Regions from separate parts of the Homo sapiens genome. Here region 2 is linked to region 1. Evidence: read pairs that join two places in POLR2A ChIA-PET (ENCODE). Cell type or tissue: GM12878. All regions are shown on one strand. Each heading gives the region's core, and the rest is flanking DNA. Links, peaks and the distances in the headings are about the cores only. Region 1 overlaps R3HDM1 (R3H domain containing 1). Region 2 overlaps MAP3K19 (mitogen-activated protein kinase kinase kinase 19).

What was found. ChIA-PET counts read pairs that join two places held together with the same protein. Peaks named below come from ENCODE experiments on the same cell type or tissue, not always from the same donor. Only the 100,000 strongest peaks of a DNase experiment are listed, where the experiment ranks them.
Region 2: POLR2A ChIA-PET joins it to region 1 with 8 read pairs; 3 of 35 experiments call an interaction of 5 or more read pairs at or near these places.

The regions. Positions count from the first base shown.
Region 1 is chr2:135,686,176-135,690,574 of GRCh38, reverse strand. The region is part of intron 21 of R3HDM1 (R3H domain containing 1); the gene reads right to left. Among named protein-coding and RNA genes, the nearest start is that of MIR128-1, 23 kb to the right of the region's middle. In GM12878, for the core only: no CTCF peak of the experiment used is centred there; a DNase peak (open chromatin) is centred at 2,415; H3K4me3 peaks cover 775 bases; H3K27ac peaks cover 2,372 bases.
Region 2 is chr2:135,017,077-135,021,475 of GRCh38, reverse strand. The region is part of intron 5 of MAP3K19 (mitogen-activated protein kinase kinase kinase 19); the gene reads left to right. Among named protein-coding and RNA genes, the nearest start is that of MAP3K19, 28 kb to the left of the region's middle. In GM12878, for the core only: no CTCF peak of the experiment used is centred there; no DNase peak of the experiment used is centred there.

The DNA.
Region 1 (4,399 bases), core at 303-4,302:
TACATAGGTTATCAGTGCAGATATGCTGTAGGGTATATTGGTTTGCTCAGTTTAAAACATATTCTTATTGGTGTAAAAACACTTAACACAAGATCTATCCTCACAGAGTTTTAAGTGTATAATACAATATTTATCTGTAGACAAAGTCTTGTACAGCACATCTCTTGAACTTATCTTGCAAAATCAAAATTTTATTTATTACATTTTATTTCTCTAAGCTGTTAGTAACTTCATTTTTAATAACGAGAGAAGTAAAACTTTACCAAAAGATATAGTTCAGATCGACAGACTTATTATCAACAATTATTTCAAAGGATAGCTGAGGCAAACAAAAAACTGAAAATGTCAAACTAGAAGCTTAGGAGAAATAAAATGAATACAAGAGAGGTATCACAAGTAGGACAAAAGGGACACTAGAGAAATACTAGGATACAAAAATGAGGAAAAACAGACTGTGGACAGAAAAAAGGGAAAAAGACTTAAAAGTAGGTTTTCTTTTTCATAATTTCATAAAGATTCTGTGAAACATTTTTTAAAGGTTCTTAAAAAAAGGCTATAGTCTTTTCAAGTTCCTGTCTGTATGCTACCCCTTTGAGAATATAGATCAAAGACAAAGGTATTATCGTTTTGAATTTCAAGATAAAAATAGTGAAAATGAAAGGGAAAATAGGAGAAGAACCGGTAAAAATGAGAGCATTTTGAAGATATCCAACTCACTTGCCCACTTTTGAAGGCTGCTGGTATCAAACTAATTTTCTCTCCACACTAAGGACTGAGAAAAATCTCATGAGTTGTTGTAAAATTAGTGTCCCTGACTAGTACTTTGCTCGCTTAAAGTGACAGTATATGTTGACTTGTATCAGGCTGTGCTCAATCTTCATAATGATAAGTAACAACACAATCCAATCCAAACACAAAGTTGCCTCAGTGAACTGAAAGGATGAGCTGAAAGTAGACATAATAATTCAAATTCTACCTTTCTACACAAGGAACCTCTGTAAGAAAACAATTTTGCTAAGCAACCCAAGCTAAGTAAGACATTTTTCAAAACAAAGACTCACTTTGTGTTCTTATAGGAATCTTATTCCTTATAATCTTGTAATAAAATGAAGGCTACTAGAGTCCATTTAGCATCTAAAACATAGTAAGACTGTATGGATCAAGACCCTGTAACCTAGAGTTTAAGATACACTTTCCATCTAAGATCTAGAAATTTATAAACTTGTTGATATGTAGTAATTTATAGTTTTATGTCAGGATACTGGATTTCAGATGAAAATCTACTAATAAACAGTGATAGACATCATGACTTCTCTGCTAATGTGTAAAGTTTTACTGGGCTATAGCTACTTGTGGACAGCTGAAGGCATGAATAAAAACCAGACTAAAGGGCTGGTTAGTGTAGGCCAGAGGGTTTCAATTCTTGGCTCCCACTAGAATCACCTGGAGGGCATCAAAAAATAATGTTGCTCAGGCTTAAGATCAGGGCCAGACCAATTAAATGAAGATATATAGGGTTGAAATTTCATAGTGTCTACATGTAAAATAAAAACAAATACATATTCTTATCCTTTTTAGAAGGACACTGTGAAGACAAATGAGATTCTAGAAATGTAAAAACTCTGCAGTATTTCTTTTTGAGAAGGAGTCTCGCTCTGTCATCCAGGATGGAGCGCAGTGGTGCCATCTCGGCTCACAGCAACCTCTGCCTCCTGGGTTCAAGTGTTTCTCCTACCTCAGCCTCTTGAGTAGCTGGGATTACAGGTGCCCGCCACCACACCTGGCTAATTTTTGTATTTTTAGTAGAGATGGTGTTTCACCATGTTGGCCAGGCTGGTCCCCAACTCTTGGTCTCAAGTGATCACCCGCCTCGGCCTCCCAAAGTGCTGGGATCACAGCCATGAGCCACCGTCCTTGGCCCTTCGCAGTATTTCTTGATAACAAAACACTATTTGAGGAGTGTTTACCATTTTCCTGACCCTGGGTAACATGATCATGAATTTCTTTGGCTTTCAGTTTCACAACAATGCTGTCCACTATGGTTTTTTAAAAACTTGGTTATCATATTGAGAAGCCAAGAGAAAGGAAAAAAAAAATCCCCCAAAACAGGAAGATAAACTCATTCATCATCTTATGAATCCACCAATCCAGCTGCCTTTCCATCTTTTTCATAACTTTGTCATCTATTTCGGATGTTATTTTAGGACTTTCTAGAGTGGCCTCACATACACATCTGTGAATTTCCTCTTTTTCTGGATGTACTGTATTGTTGATTCGTTAACACTGAACTGATGGCCAGTACCAACTCATGCTTGAACACACAGCAGAGCTTTCTTGTGCTTAGTAACACAAGACAGAAAATCAGCATTGTTTGGGAGCCATTTCAAACAAAAACCCAAAAAGTGTGAACAACGTGGCACTAAATAGACTGAAAAGGACAATTGTTTATAATAGAAGAACTGAAACAGGGAGGCAGCATGTGCCTTGTTTGACCTCAGATGGGAATGTGCTTGCCTGATGATTCAAACTTTTTTGCCACACTGAACGTGTCCACGAATGAAAAAGAAAGTACAATAAGTATCAATTTAGGGGTTACAAATAATTTCAGCAAATAGGCAGATTTGCAAATACAAAGTCTACAAATACTGAGAATCTGCTACACATATTTTTCTTTATGTAACTCTGAAAATTAATGTGATTTATTTTTCATTTCTCAGCTGAGTGTTCTTGTAAAAATGTAGACTTCAAATTCAGTGAGGTAAACAAAAAGATAACTTTTCTTAAACCCAAAAAGGTAGTGTCATTGAAAAGGTATTGGTTTGACGAGCCAGAAAAGAACAATGACGTAGATTCATGTTACACAGAAAACATATTAATCAGGAAAAAAGTCACACTAAAAAAATTCACATCTTACTACATTTAGTCTAATTGGGAGTAAGAGCCAAAATAAAAATATTTGTTGCTTTAAGGATAAACTAATGATTCTCTATGATTTCTTCAAGCTTTCATACTTGCTTTTTGGAGAAGTATTCACTCATTACAATGATCTGGAACAGAGCTCAGAAACAGGTTAAGTGCTAAAGACATGTGAACTATTAAAATGGATGTCACAAATCCTTCAAAGACACCATAACTGTTTTTCTTTTTTTGTTTGTTTTAAACACGAGAGCTACCCTTTTAATAAAATTTCAAGTGTACAACACAATATGACTATAGGCAAAATGTAGTATAGCAGATTTCCAGAGTTCATTCATCTTGCATAAAAGAAATGTTATATCCACTGAAGAGTAACTCTCCACTTCCCCCTCCCTGCAGCCCCTGGCAATGACCATTCTACTCTCTGCTTCTACAAGTTTGACTATTTTATTTTCTGTATTTTTGAGACAGAATTTTGCCCTGTTGCCTAGGCTAGAATGCAGTGGCACTATCTCGGCTCACTGCAACCTCTGCCTCCCAGGTTCAAGTGCTTCTTGTGCCTCAGCCTCCTGAGTAGCTGAGACTACCGGCACCACCATGCCCGGCTAGTTTTTTGTATTTTCAGTAGAGATGAAGTTTCACCATGTTGGCCAGGCTGGTGTACACTCCTGACCTCAGGTGATCCACCTGCCTTGGCCTCCCAAAGTGCTGGGATTACAGGTATGAGCCACTGCGCCCAGCCAAGTTTGACTATTTTAGAGGTCATACTGTGGAATAAGGCAGTATTTGTCCTGTGACTGGCTTATTTTACTCAACATAATGTCCTCAAGGTTCATCAACATTGTTACATATGGCAGGATTTCCATCTTTAAAGGCTAAATAATGTTCCATTACAGTACATATATAACCTTTTTTTCTTTCAGAGAGGGTCTGGCTCTGTCGCCTAAGCTGGAATACAGTGGCGTAATCATGGCTCACTATAGCCTTGACCTCCCAGGTTCAAGTTATCTTCCCACAACTCAGTTTCCTGAGTAGACTAGCTTCACAGGTATTTGTCACTATACCCAGCTACTTTTTAAATTTTTTGTAGAAATGGGGTCTCCCTGTGTTGCTCAGGCTGGTCTCAAACTCCTGGGCTCGAGCCATCCTCATGCCTTGGCCTCAAAAAGTGTTGGGATCACAGGAATGAGCCATACCACATTTTCTTTATCCACTCATCCACCAATTGACATTTAGGTTGTTTCCACATCTTGGCTATTGTGAATAATGCTGCAATGAATATGGAGATGTAAATCTCTCTTCGAGATACTGATTTCAATTCTTCTGCATAAATATCTAGAAGTATTTGGAATTGCTGGATCAAATGATAGTTCTATTTTTATTTTTTTTAGGAACTTCTGTACTGTTTTCTATAGCAGCTACACCATTTTACATTCCCAACAACAGTGTTACAAGGGTTCCCTTTTTTCCACATCCTTATCAA
Region 2 (4,399 bases), core at 1-4,000, 670 kb after region 1:
GTATGTGTGTGTGTCTTAGTCAGTTCTGGCTGCTATAACAAAGTACCATAGATTGGGTAGCTTATAAACAGAAATTTATTTCTTACAGTCCTGGAAGTCTGAGATCAGGGTGCCAGCAGGTTTGAGTCTGGTGAGGGCTGTCTTCTGGACTGCAGATTGCCAACCTCTCATATGCTCACTTGATGGACAGAGAGCTAGCTAGTGCTCTGGGGTCCCTTTTATAAGAGGCACTAATCCCATCATGAGGACTCTACTTTCATAATCTACCTCCCAAAGGCCCTACCTCCTACTTGCCATCACATTGGTAGTTAAGATTTCAACATATAAATTTTGGTGGGACACAAATATTCAGTTCTTTACTCTGGGTGAGCGTGCCTGTGTGTGTGTGTCTATGTGTCTCCAGTACCACAGAATATTGTTTCAGCTGAATCCATACTAAATAATCAAATGTACCTTCCTTTTTATGTACATTAATATTGAAAAGGAAGTCTAGGCTAGCCGTGGTGGTCCACACCTTGTATTAGTCCATTTCACACTGCTATAGATACTACCTGAGACTGGGTAATTTATAAACAAAAGAGGTTTAATTGACTCAGAGTTCCACATGGCTGGGGAGGCCCCAGGAAACTTACAATCATGGTGGGAGGCAAAGGGGAAGCAGGCACATCTTCACAAGGTGGTAGGAGAGACAGAGAGAGTGCAGGGGAAACTGCCACTTTTAAAACCATCAGATCTTGTGAGAACTCCCCCACTATCACAAGAACAGTATGGGGGAAACCGCCCCCATGATCCAATCACCTTCTACAAAGTCCCTCCCTTGACATGTGGGGATTACAATTCAAGATTAGATTTGCTGGGGAACACAGAGCCAAATCATATCACACCTGTAATTCCAGCAGTTTGTGAGGCTGAAGATCTGTTGAGGCCAGGAGTTCTGGACTGGCATGGGTAACAAAAAGAGACCTCATCTCTACTAAAAATAAAAAAAATTAGCTGGTCATGATGGCACACGCCTGTAGTCGCAGCTACTTGGGAGGCTGAGGTGGAAGAATCACTTGAGCCCAGGAGTTTCAGGCCTCAGTGAGCTATGATTGCACCAGTGAACTCTAGCCTGGGTGACAGAGCAAGACCCTGTCTCAATTTTTTAAAAAAGAAAGAGACAGGCACGGTGGCTCACGCCAGTAATCCCAGCACTTTGGGAGGCCAAGGCAGGTGGATCGCCTGAGGTCAGGAGTTCAAGACCAACCTGGCCAACACGGTGAAAGCCCATCTCTACTAAAAATACAAAAAATTAGCCAGGCTTGGTGGTGGGCACCTGTAATCCCAGCTACTCAGGAGGCTGAGGCAGGAGGATCGCTTGAACCAGGGAGGCAGAGGTTGCAGTGAGCCAAGATTGTGCCATTGCACTCCAGCCTGGGCAATAAGAGCGAAACTCCATTTCAAAAAAAAAAGGAAAAGAAAAGGAGATCATTAATCTGATCATATCAAACCCATCACAGGGTACCAAAAAGGAGGTGCCTCCTCGTGGCCCTGGTTATCATTCTGTCTATGATGAATGACTTTACAAAAAGTCCCCTATAGTACAGTAACAGTATTAGTAACAAGCATTGCAGCCCATAGAAAACCGTGGAATGAGACCCAAGATGTACAACAAACTGGCAACAGTGATTGCCTACAGAGAGAGAACTGGAGATGCAATTTGCACTGTTTACTCATTTGTACCTTTTGAATGTTTATAAAAATTAACATATCCCAAATAAAGATCCTACTACTCTATATTTTATTGGTTAAAAAAAAAAGTCCAAAAAATTTTTTATTTATTTTGAGATTGGGTCTCATTCTGTTGCCCAGGCCGAAGTGCCCTGGCATAAACATGGCTCACTGGAGCCTCAATCTCCCAGGCTCAAGCAATCCTCCTACCTCAGCCTCCTGACTAGCTGGGACTGCAGGCACATGCCACCACACCCAGCTAATTTAAAAAATTTTTTGAACTCCTAGCCTCAAGCAATCCTCCTGCCTCGGCCTCCTAAAGTAGTGGGATTACAGGCATGAGCCACCATTGCCATTTTCTAATTGGATTATTTGCTTTCTAACTGATAGGTTTAGAGAAGCCTTTATATATTCTAGGTATATGCTTCATAAAATATTTTCTCCTAGTCAAGAAAATAATTTGACTTTTTTTCATCCTTTTAATGTTTTATTAAAAAGAAGTTTTAAATTTTGATAAAAAACAACATCCATTTTTTTCTTTATGGATCATGATTTTTGTGACTAGGAATTGTTCACCGAAGCCCAGGACACAATTTTATCCTATGCTGTCTTCTAAAAGATTTATAGTTTCACATTTTACATTTAGAGTCATAATCCAATTAGAGCTTTTTTTTTTCTTTTTTTTTGAGATGGAGTCTCACTTCTGTCACCCAGGCTGGAGTGCAGTGGCACGATCTCTGCTCACTGCAACCTCTGCCTCCCAAGCAATTTTCCCGTCTCTGCCTCCTGAGTAGCTGGGATTAAAGGTGCCCACCACCACGCCTGGCTAATTTTTGTATTTTTAGTAGAGATGGGGTTTCACCATGTTGGCCAGGCTAGTCTCGCATTCCTGAGCTCAGGTGATCTGCCTGCCTTGGTTTCCCAAAGTGTTGGGGTTATAAGTGTGAGCCGCCACGCCCAGCGGAATTTGAGTTAATTTTTACAAAGTACAAGGTTTAGGTCGAGGTACGTATTTTTGCCTGTTGTTCCTCTATCATTTGTTGAAAAGACCATACTTCCTCCACTGATTTACTTTCACATCTTTGTAAAAAAAGAAAGAAAGAAAAAGAAAAAGAAAAAAGATCTGGTCCAGGTGCAGTGGCTTATGCCTGTACTCCCAGCACTTTGGGAAGCCAAGACAGTAGGATCACTTTGTGGGGGCAAGAGTTTGAAACCAGCTTGAACAACATAGCAAGAGCTGTCTCTACAAGAACTTTTAAAAATTAGCTGGGCATGGTGGTGTATACCTGTAGTCCTAGCTACTCAGGAGGCTGAGGCAGGATAATTGCTTGAGCCCAGGAAATTGAGGCCTCAGTGAGCCAAGACCATGCCACTATGCTCCAGCCTGGCCAACAAGAGGCCCAATCCCTTAAAAAAATATATATGTTGAGCTTCTTTCTTCAATTAAACTACTATCAATTCTTTTTTTTTTTTTTTTTTTTTTTGCTGTTGTTGCCAAGGCTGCTGGAGTGGAATGGCTCGATCTCGGCTCACCACAACCTCCGCTGCCCGGGTTCAAGTGATTGTCCTAACTCAGCCTCTGGAGTAGCTGGGATTACAGGCATGGGCCACCATGCCCGGCTAATTTTGTATTTTTAGTAGAGACGGGGTTTCTCTATGTTGGTCAGGCTGGTCTTGAACTCTCGACCTGAGGTGATCTGCCTGCCTCGGCCTCCCAGAGTGCTGGGATTACAGGCATGAGCCACCGTACCCGGCCTAAACTACTATCAATTCTAAGATGTGTACTTTGCATTTTAACCTCTTTGAAGTCAGACATCTTAAAATTGTCACTGTCAAATTGGTACCGTTTTGTCATTTTTAGTGGTACATAAAACAACAGTGTAGCTTTTAATCAAGGACATCTTAGATTTAGTGAAACATGGTAGGATACATTGCTAAACCCAAGTCACAATATAAAATGTCAGAAAGTGGATAGAGAAGTGAGAAATGATTTTGCAGCATGGAGAATGGTAAAACCTAATTTCCAGAGAAAGGATATTAATGAGAATCAAGATGATGTACTGCAAAGAACCATGGAAAAGCCCAGGAATTAGAGGCACCAGGTACTGCAGACGTTGGGAGTTAGCATGAGGTTGAAAAACAGGAGGGTTTGGTTGAAAATGTATATAAGGAGCAGAGAGATCCCCAACATTCTACTTCCACTCTGTGTAACTACATCACTACTCCTTCCCCACCCTCACAGAAGGCAGGAAGATTTGGTGGAGGATTATTTGAGCTGGAGGAATTCTGGACTTAGTAACAACATACAAAGTGAAAGATGGGAATCAGGTCTCAACCTGCAGGCTTAAGTCTGAATATTGACAGAGAGATTGCATCCATCCTCCTTCCCCACCTAGCTCCCATATGGCCAGCAGCCCGTTTATACTACTAAGCCAAAAGACTGGAAGATTCTTTTCTGGAGATTTAATAACCCCAGAAAATAAACCTACCGATACTGACATTTTTAAGTTCCCTGAAACACAAGCATTTCACCAGATTAACCCAGCGAAGCCCACCAACAGGTAAATAGCAATATACATAGAGAACTTCTAGTCATATTTTTAGAGTCATATTTTATCTTCCTTAATATGAAGAGCCAAGATAGCCAAGGGTTATCAGGTATTTGAGGAAAGCCTCCAATATGAAAAGT